Linked DNA regions of Homo sapiens: region 2 is linked to region 1. The links are chromatin loops, found by intact Hi-C in ENCODE. Cell type or tissue: B cell. All regions are shown on one strand. Each heading gives the region's core, and the rest is flanking DNA. Links, peaks and the distances in the headings are about the cores only.

Region 1 (5,484 bases), core at 1,455-3,954:
ATAAATGCATGCATATGTTCATTGCAGCACTACTCACAATAGCAAAGACATGGAATCAACCCAAATGCCCATCATGGATAGACTGGATAAAGAAAATGTGGTACATATTCACCATGGAATATTATGCAGCCATAAAAAAACAAGATCATGTCCTTTGCAGGGACATGGATGGAGCTGGAAGCTTTTATCCTTAGCAAACTAATACAGGAACAGAAAACCAAATACCGCAGGTTCTCATAAGCGGGAGCTGAACAATGAAAACATATGGACACAGGGAGGGGAACAATGCATACTGCGGCCTGTCAGGGTATGGGGTAGGGGGAGGGAGAGCATTAGGAGAAATAGCTAATGCATGCAGGCCTTAATATCTAGGTGATGGGTTGATAGGTGCAGCAAACCGCCATAGCACATGTTTACCTATGTAACTAACCTGCATAGCCTGTACATGTACCCTGAAACTTAAAATAAAAATTAAAATTAAAAAAAGAAATTGATTATTCTTTTTTAATTATGAAGAATAAATCATTTTATTAATTGAATCCAAGGTCTGTTATTCATGTTAAATATATCCTTTAGAAGTAATATTAGAAGAGGTGGCTAAATAATTTTGTCAATTGAGATTGCCCAGAAGCTTCTTCAGTTTTAGAAGTTGGAGAAGATGAGTTAAACCCAATAAAAGTCACTGGTTAGTGATTTATAGACAATGTCAAGTAGTCTATGAATCATTTAGGGGGTTTGAATTGGAACTCTACATATAGAAAAAACATGTCTCCTAGTCTCCCAATCACTAGTGCTCTTAGAACTTCTCTTTCATCATTTAACAATTGCAACTACAACACAAAAACTTTCTTCATTTTCAGTCCTATCCAACAAACCCAGAATCTCCCCACTGGGATTTATTATATTCATACTGTTTCTAGGCAGAAAATAGTTTTCATTAAGATGTAAATTTAATGAATTTCTGAGCAACTTGTTTCTGCTCCATTTGGCATGGTGCCTTGCCGGCTTAGTCCAGGTGCTTCCTAATCGTCATAAAAGTGGAAACAAAGAGCCGAAGACCAGCTTTAAGCAAATGTTTTCTGTTAGACTTTTCAACCTGCCAATAACTTTTTCATGTTGTTTGCTTTTTATCAAAGCAATTGGGAAAAAAAATAGAATTCCATGATCTTTAGATGAATAGATGTTTATTTTAAATTTAGGAAGTCCCTCACCATCTCATTATTTTTATCCCTAGCTCAAACATGAATGGAAACATGCTTAAGAACAGCCACGCTGATTGAAAATTTGTAAGAATTATACATAAAACATACATATGTGAACAATTTCAAACAAAAAGGGAACACAGAAGACTAAACATGACACTTAAGGAGAAAATACAGTGACATGTTATAGAAAAAATTAGAAATATCTACAATACAGAGAGATCTGGAAAACCCTTCAGAAATAAACAGCAGATGATCTTAAAAGAAGAATGATGTTGCCATTTGATTTCTTAAAGGTTGCACTGAAAGAATTGAGTCAAGAAGTTAGAATCTAAAATTTTATAACGTAAGTGTAAGGATATCATAAAAATATTCTCAGATAAACAAAGCCTAAGAAACTGTACCACAATAAATGTAACTTTTAAGAATTCTTGGAAGAAGCATAAAGCAGTAGAATAACATAATGAATAAGTTTAAAATCCAGCTCCTCCATTTGATAGCTCTGTCATTGATGACCTCAGGTAAGACATTTAACCTCCTTAAACTTTAATTTCGTCATCTTTAAAGCAGGAACAATGATAGTACATATCCCAGAGGACTATGATGATTAAATAGATTAATGTGGCCAGGCGCAGTGGCTCATGCCTGTAATACCAGCACTTTGGGAGGCCAGGGTGGGTGGATCACCTGAGGTCAGAAGTTCGAGACCAGCCTGCCCAATACGGCGAAACCCCGACTCTACTAAAAATACCAAAATTAGCCAGGCGTGGTGGCATGCTCCTGTAGTCCCAGCTACTTGGGAGGCTGAGACAGGAGAATTTTTTGAACCCAGGAGGTGGAGGTTGCAGTGAACTGAGATCACGCCACTGCAGTCCAGTCTGGGCGACAGAGCAAGACTCCATCTCAAAAATAAATAAATAAATAAATAAATAAATAAATAAATAAGATTAATGTATTTCATACTTTTATAAGACTACAGAAACAACAGTAAGCATTCTATTAGTGTTGTCTACTAAAACCTTTTGACATCATATTCAATGGTGAAAAGAAGATAAAGGCATACAGATTGGTCAAGAAGAAGTTTAAATTTCCTTATTCAAAATTACATAATTTTGCATATAGAAAATCCTAAGGATCTAGCCCCCTTACCACCCTCAAAAAACTGCTAAAACCGAAAGATAAATCTAAAAAAATCTTGGGATACAAAATTAATATATAAAAATCAATTTATTACTATATACTAACAACAGAAATTGTAAAATTAAATTTATTTTAATATTAAAAGTACCATTTATAATATCAAAATAAAGGTATAAATTTTATCAAGGATGTTTAATATTTCTACATTTAAAACTACAAAATATTGCTACAAAAAAATCTAAGTAAATGAAGATATCCTAAGGATTCCAAATTTTAAAAGAATGTGTTCCTTTGGGTGAAAATAACAACATATTGTAGGAAAATAAATCAGAGATTTTCCTAGTAAACTAGTGCATGCGGACAACTCAAACTACCGCAAGGTGGCAGCACATCCCCATGATAGCACCATCAATACTTGGCCTAGTCAGTGGTGAAAAGTCATGATGGGCTTCTGAGAGGATGTTCCTATTAAATCCTAAGTATTCGATCTACAAAGAACTAGGATCTTTTGATCAATTGAGCCCACATTTTCCTTCAGAGTCCAAAGAGGAAACTGAATTTCTGAAAATGTAGGCGACTTATCAAAGGTCAAAAATAGTTCATGACAGAACCAGGATTAGAACCTGATCTTTTAGTTTCCAGGGCAGCTCCTTCACAGTATTATAAACATTCACTGTGGCCTTTCTCTATCCCAGATCCTCTAGGGACTGTTATTTCTAAGAGAAATGATACGGTGGAATAACAAAATATGTAAACTAAGTAGTGAGCAAAATTTTTGCTTAGGTCCTCCTGATAGAGGCAGGAGGCAGAGAAATTCTAGGCAGACGGGGCGGGTCCCCGGTGAAAACCCACCTTCATGCCAAAGTGGCCTGAGACCTGCAGCCCAAAGTGAGAACTTCCATTCCTCTTTGCCCACTCTCTCCCAATTGGCTCTTTCTGAGTAATGTCTTTTTACCAGTCAAACATGGCCTTTTCCAAAACTACCTATGGCCTGCCCCCACTCCCATCCTGTGCTTATAAAGACCCCAGACTCAGTCAGTAGAGAAGAGAGGCAGCTTGACTTCACTGAGGTGGCTTGACTTCAGGGAATAGCTGGCTGGACTTCGTGAAAGAGCCAGCCGGACTTTGGGGGAAAGACTACCTGCTTGTCCCATCCCCTGTCCAGCTCCCCTGTCCACTGAGAACAATTTCCATCACTTAATAAAATTCTCCGCCTTCACCATCCTTCAAGGCTAACCTCATTCTTCTTGTCCAGCATCCAAGAGCTCAGAACCCACTGAGTGCAGGTACCCAAAAAAGGCTGCCACATTGGCTCTTTGCCCTTGCCAGCAGAGGGCAGCCACCCCACACAATGAGGCAACGGGCCAACCGAGCTGCTAAGACACTGCTGTCTGCAGATGGCAGAGCTATGAGAGCACTGCAAACATGCCCTCTGGGGTTTTGGGGTGGCAGGCACCCCCACCTGGGCACCACTGCAGGCTCCACACTGAGCTTGCTCCTGCTGGTGCCCAAAGCAGCTGGCTGGATCCCACTCACTTACTCACATGCTCTCTCTCACAAAGGGTTGAGTGTGGTGGGCCAAGTAAACAGGGCACCCCTGTCATTAGTCTGACAAAGGGGCTGAGAAAAATCCTGCATCACTCCAGACCTTTTTCTAGTTCCAGCTCTCCCTGACCTAACACTCTCCTTTCAGTATCTTCCCATTTCCTACCCCCTTTCCCACAACAAAATAGGAGATATTCTGATATCAAGAGCCTTATTCGTATTTTGGCTGAACTTCATTTGTTTATTTTGATGATAAAAGGAATGGATATCTCTCACGTTTAAGTAATATTGGGCTATAGAAGTAGATAAACCTTTTACTTGACCTTAAAGTCAGATTCTCATTAAAGCTGAACCCAGTCAGGTAACTAAATATTCTGGTTTTCCTGGGCCTGAGAGGTTTCTCAGTTCTAAAACAGGGAAAGTTCTGAGGTGGGCAACCAGGATGGTTGGTCACCCTAGCTCATTTATGTGAAACTGGGGTTTGTGGTGTGATGTACAACATGATGGACCAGACAAAACAAAATGCATCTGACCATCCCTTTTTGTACCTCTTGCCATCTCTCACTTCACTTCAGCCAACATATATAGGACTACTAAATGTAAGGCTCTGCTATGGTTTGAATGTTTTTGTCTACTCCAAACTCATGTGTTGGAAACTTAATCATCAATGTAACAGTGTTGGGAGGTGGCACCAAATGGGAGGTGTTTAGGTCATGAGGGCTCAGTCCTAATGAATGAATTAATGTTGCAATAAAGGAGCTTTTGGAAGTGGGTTCCCCTTCTGCTCTTCTGCCATGTGAGGAACAGTGTTCCTCCCCTCTGGAGGATGCAGCATTCAAGGCACCATCTTGGAAGCAGACACCAAGCCTGCCAGTGTCTTGACCTTGGACATCCCAGTCTCCAGAACTGTAAGAAATAAATTTCTCTTCTTAATAAGTTTCCCCAGAATACACTATAATGTATTCTGTTACAGCAACAAAAAACTAATCAAGACACACACTGTGCTAGGCCACAGGAATTCAAGGATGAAATATAGTATCCCTACTCTGAGTAGGGTAGCAAATTTTTGCACAAATATGATTCCTGGACAAAATTTTTACTAAATCTGCTTTAGGAAAATTCTCATATCAACCTGGCTTATTTTACAAATACAGTAAATCAAATATGTATATACCCTTTTGTGCCTATTTCTAACAAAACATAGTCATTTTTTTCAAAACTGTAGATAGCTTGTGATAATAGCTAACTTCTGCCAACTCCTTACCAATTTTCTGGAATTCTGCTCTCTGTCTGACTCTAATAACTCTTTGAGGGAAAATCTGTTATTGTCCTCAGGCTTCAAACCAGTAAATTGAGGACTAAATAAGAAAAGTACAATTAATCAAGGACAACATCATACAAATAACAGTGGGAAAAGTAGGTTTCAAGCCCAAATCTGTTGACTCTAAAGCCTATGCCCTCACCCACTCCACTGTACCACTTCTCATCTAGAGGGGATCTTGTTCTGTCAAAAACTTTCTGCATTAATGAAAATGTCTTATATCTGCTCTTTCCAGTATAGAGTAGCCCCTAGCCACACATGACCATTGAACATATG
Region 2 (5,484 bases), core at 1,974-4,473, 70 kb before region 1:
AGAAGAAGAAAGAAAAAAACAACTATAATCATCCCACTAGATGCACAAAAAAGCATTTCACAAAACCAATTATTCATTCCTGATAATAGCTCTCAGGAATTTTCCTCAGCGTGATAAGGGCCATCTATGAAAAACCTATAGGTGTATGATCCTTAATGGTGAAAGACTGAATCATTTTCCCTAAGGTCAGGAACAAGACAATAGGTCTGTCCTGCCACTTATTTTCAACAATTACTATTCTATACTCCGTGTTTTATCTATTTGTGAATGAATGAATGGAATGCAACCTTACCATAAAATGTAAAGTAACTGATATAGAAGAAATGATGGAATAAGAAAATTAGCCCTTGGCAACCCTCAAAGTCATAACTGATTCATTTGAGTCATGCACGGGCTAAAGATAATGGACGAAAGTGTGATAAGAAAGAGACTATTACATAGTTTAAAATATCTCTCAACAAAATACTTATTAATTACTCTTATTAAACACTAAATACACTTATTAATTATCTATCCAGTGGAGAAACCTGGAAGACATCATCTTAACAAAATAATAAAAGTTAACATTGTCAGTAAGGAGACAAATCATCACCATGGCGAGCCTCCTGATATTATGGACTAATAAAAGAAGCAACACTTCCGTGGTATTCCTGCCCCAAACACAGATCCTGAACCTAGTTCAACAGGAAATATTAAACTAAAATGAACAGACATTTCAAAAGGTCAAAGATGTGAAAAAAAAGGAAAGACTGAGAAACACTTTCATATTGAAAGAGATTAGAGAGGTATGACAAATGCAACATGTAATACTGGGTCAGATGCTGAACAAGAGAGAAAAGGGTATAAGAGAAGAAAGCATTTTTTTTTTTCCTAACAAGAGAATTGTCAGGTCAATTGGTAAAATTTCAGTGGGGTCTATGATAAAAATAATGGTACTGAGAAATATTTTTGTAATCTAGCTATGTTCCAAATTGGTTAAAATGTGCATCTACTAAAAAAGGCATCTAATTTAGAAAAATATATAAATCATGGACACATTACTTATTATCAAAAAATCTTTATTTTTTAACCTTAAAAATTTAAATAACTTATCTAAAATGTAAAATTTGGGATTTAGAAGATCATTTATTAGTTTTTGTGAATTTCACTAATTTGGAAAGCACAATACCTAAAATACCGTATCAAAATTTATATTTGATGTTAAAAAACTGGTTTTAATAATAAATATTTTCAGGACAACCTTATAGGGATTTGAATAAGCCAATTTGTTCATGATAAATCTCTTCATTTATATACATCCTGCTGTTTCTCTGCTTTTCTGGAGAAGTTTGACTAATACACTTTCATTGCAAAACAAGGAACTTTATTTCATTATTTTTATATACAATAAATAAAAATTACCAACATAAAATAAATAAAAACTATGATCAATAATTTGATGATAAAATAATTAAAAATTAAAATGTAAAGAAAAGCAAAAAAATTGATTTAGACAACAGTAAAAAACATGTAGTGAACTTTTAAGTTCTTTCAAACTATTGCATAAGAAACTCTATTGAACATTTGCATACTTTTTTGAATAAAAAGTAAACAAACAGGCTGGGCGTGGTGGCTCACACCTGTAATCCCAACACTTTGGGAGGCCAAGGCAGGCAGATGGCTTGAGGCCATGAGTTTCATACCAGCTTGGCCAACATAGCAAAACCTAGTCTCTACTTAAAATACAAAATTTAGCCAGGCGAGGTGGTACCTGCCTGCAATCCCAGCTACTTGGGAGGCTAAGGCATGAGAATTGCTGGAACCCAGGAGGTGGAGTTTGAAGTGGGCCAAGATCGCACCTCTGCTGGGCGACAGAGCCAGATGCTGTCTCAAAAAAAAAAAAAAAAAAGAAAAAGAAAAAGAAAAGAAAAGAAAAAGAAAAAGAAAAGAAAGAAAGAAAATAAAAAACATTAATAAATTTAAATCATCTAATTAAATATGTCAGTGGAAAAATGATTTTGTCTTCTTGAATAATGGAGTTATTGAATATAAAAAATATCAGAGAGCATTAAAGGAGCCAGAAAACTTCAAATGTTGATAATAGTTATCAGAAATTTGAAGAGAATTCAGCACTATAGAAATTTTGCTGAAAAAAATTCTTTTGAACACCACATCATGTGATAACTTTTCATTTAATGGGACAACTTTTGTAATGGTTTGGTCTAGTCTAGTTGTTTCACATCAAACTGTGGCTCAGACAGTATTTAGTGGTAAGATGTAAATCCAAAGATTCCCCCAATAATTTGTAAAAATCAATAGATTTGCTAAAAATTTTATCATTCATTAAGCAGTTTACTAAGATCATAAAAGGGACTTTTTATTGATTTACGTATTGATATATAAGCATTTGTATATATCAATTACTGAACAGCTGTTAAATATTTTGATTATAACCCCTTCTGTTAACCACTAAAATCATTCCTCAAAACTCTTCCCATAAAAAACACTTGTCCAGATGGCATCTTGTCAGTTTTTGCAAACCTTCAAGGAGCAGAAAATTTCAACCACCTCTTTAGAATAAAAAGAAGAAAAACTTCACCTTTTAATGATGTAATACAAGCTTGAGTCCAAAAGGTGCCATGGTTATTATGAGGAAAATAAATAATGTTCTGTCTTGATGATGAACATATACACAATTATAAATGAAGTTCAGTGAAACTCCATGAAAATGCACCTCAGAATAAGACAAGTTCAGATATAATGTTACTGGCAAATATTTTCCATTTTCTCTTCATCCCTTTTCTGGAACAGGGATGAAATCTTACAGGAATTATTTTCAGTGAGGGAAAAAAACAAAAGGAGGGGAGGGAAAACAAGGCAGACAGTGTCAGACAACTTTATCTTGGGAAACAAGGAGTTAGAGGGTGGCTCGCACAATTCCATTTATTTTCAACCAATCTTCCTTGCTCAGGGTAATATGGTGGGGATGAAAACCAGGTTTCTTGGAAATAGTTAGATTTCTTACCATTGTGCTCGAAGTTCCATTCTTTACAGTACCCAGAATCTTTAGATTTCATGGCAGTAGACAACAGCCACCAGATGGCAGCAAACTACAATTGAGTACAGGATTTCCTTCTGGAGCCACAACTACCCAGAAATCCTGAGCAGTTCCGCACATCCTGGATCACACCATTTACTTCACAACAAGATCCTTACTCTTAAGGGGAAAAAAATACATTTTGAAACTTTTTTGTTATGTTAAAATAGGATTTAAAATGTAAAAAAGTGTAGTGCATTATGAAAAAGTTGATTATATCTCAGAAATGTAAAGTTGGTTTAATATTAGAAAACCAATTAATATAATTCACCACATTAATAGAAAAAGAGATAAAACTGATTGTATTATCTCAATAGATGCCAAAAAGGCACTTGATATAATCAGAAAGATGCAAAAATAAGTCCACAATGAGATGATGCAATATCATGACCATAATTGTATAAAAACATTTTAAAATATGATTGCTACCAGCTATTGGCAAGGATATCAATCAATGTGGCATGTAATATGATGATGATAGGAACTAAATGATTTGTTATTATCTTCTAAAATTAAGAAATGCCCTATGGTTCTGCATAGTTTATGCATATATATGTGTGTATACATATGAGTCAGAAAACAGTGGTATGATAACATCAATGCCCTGAGACAAATAGCTTTACACCTAATGTTGTATATCTGTTGTGGGGGAAAGCATTTCAAATTGGTAAAAAAAAGGATTTCAAATAAATAAATAAGGAAAACTTATGAGCAAGTATCATTTACCAATGCAGCTTTAAACATACGTGTATCAGAAGGGATGATTACCCTAAAAAGAATATGTGAGCTCAAGAATAAATATTCTGTTAAAATGTTAAGCATTTGATGAATATGTAATATATTTCATACATATGTATACACACATATATATGCATAAACTATGCAGAACCATAGGGCATTTCTTAATTTTAGAAGATAATAACAAATCATTTAGTTCCTATCATCATCATATTACATGCCACATTGATTGATATCCTTGCCAGTAGCTGGTAGCAATCATATTTTAAAATGTTTTTATACAATTATGGTCATGATATTGCATCATCTCATTGTGGACTTATTTTTGCATTTTTCTGATTATATCAAGTGCCTTTTCGGCATCTATTGAGATAATACAATCAGTTTCATCTCTTTTGGGAATTCAGCCATCAGTCTAAGTTTTCCTTTACTAAACTTATCTTTATTTTGTCTTTCCTTCTGGCTTCTTCTCTTTGTCTTTGGTATTGTGCGTTTTCACTATGGTACATTTTTTGTAGTGTACCTTCTGTTTGGCATCATTTTACCAACCCATATTCTCTTTCTTTAATTCCATCATTTCCACTGGACATATTGCAGACTCTCTAACACTATTGGTATCATCTATCTCTGTCTCTTTTTGCTGTTTTTTTTTTTCAAGTATCCTAATTCTTTCTTCAGTTATCCTTCATCTGTATTTACATTTTCAATTTTAAGGTAAACTTTGTTTTACTATTAAGCTTTTAATTTTACTTTTTTTTGTTTCTAGAAGTTGTACTTATTTTTTAATCTGGTCATATATTTTAGTTTCTTTTTCTTACCAATGCTAACGTGTTTAAAGGAAAGGAAATTTTTCATGTTTTTTTATATATTTCTATTTATTTATTTGGTCAAATGATACTTCTAAGGTCTTTGGGAAATTGCCACACTGTTTTCCATGATAGCTGAACTAATTCACATTCTCATCAGCAGTGAATAAGCCTTCCCTTTTCCCCACAACCTCTCTGGCATCTATTTTTTGACTTTTTAGTGATAGACATTTGGACTAGTATAAGATGGTATCTCATTGTGGTTTTCATTTGCATTTCTCTACTATTTCTCTAATAGTAGTGTTGAGCATTTTTTCATATGCTTATTGGCTATGTGTATGTCTTCTTTCAAAAAGTGTTCTTCATGTCTTTTGCCCACTTTTTAATGGGGTTATTTGGTTTTTGCTTGTTAATTTGTTTAAGTTCCTTATAGATGCTGGATATTAGAACTTTGTCAGATGCATAGTTTCTCCTATTCTGTAGGCTGTATGTGTACTCTGTTGACAGTTTCTTTTGCTGTGGAGAAGCTCTCTACTTTGATTAGGTCCCATTTGTCAATTTTTTATTTTGTTGCAATTGCTTTTGGCATTTTGTAATGAAATCATTGCCAGGGCCTATGTCCAGATTGGTATTTTCTAGGTTATTTTCATTTTCCAGGATTTTTATAATTTTAGGTTTTACATTTAAGTCTTTAATCCATCTTGAATTTATTTTTGTAGATGGTATAAGAAAGGGGTCCAGTTTCAATCTTCTGCATATGGCTAGCCAGTTATCCCAGCATCATTTACTGAATAGGGACCCCTTTTCCCATTGCTTGATTTTGTTTATTTTGCCAAAGATCAGATGGTTGTGGGCATATGACTT

Evidence for each region. A loop is a pair of places that touch in the nucleus more often than their neighbours do. Peaks named below come from ENCODE experiments on the same cell type or tissue, not always from the same donor. Only the 100,000 strongest peaks of a DNase experiment are listed, where the experiment ranks them.
Region 2: it touches region 1 in a loop (13-fold over the local background); 11 of 110 quality-filtered maps call a loop at or near these places.

The regions. Positions count from the first base shown.
Region 1 is chr12:55,070,488-55,075,971 of GRCh38, reverse strand. No RefSeq gene overlaps it. Among named protein-coding and RNA genes, the nearest start is that of OR9K2, 53 kb to the left of the region's middle. In B cell, for the core only: CTCF peaks have their summits at 2,491, 2,691 (motif pointing right) and 3,693 (motif pointing right); DNase peaks (open chromatin) are centred at 2,751 and 3,691; H3K27ac peaks cover 383 bases.
Region 2 is chr12:55,141,052-55,146,535 of GRCh38, reverse strand. No RefSeq gene overlaps it. Among named protein-coding and RNA genes, the nearest start is that of OR9K2, 17 kb to the right of the region's middle. In B cell, for the core only: CTCF peaks have their summits at 2,879 and 3,080 (motif pointing right); a DNase peak (open chromatin) is centred at 3,075.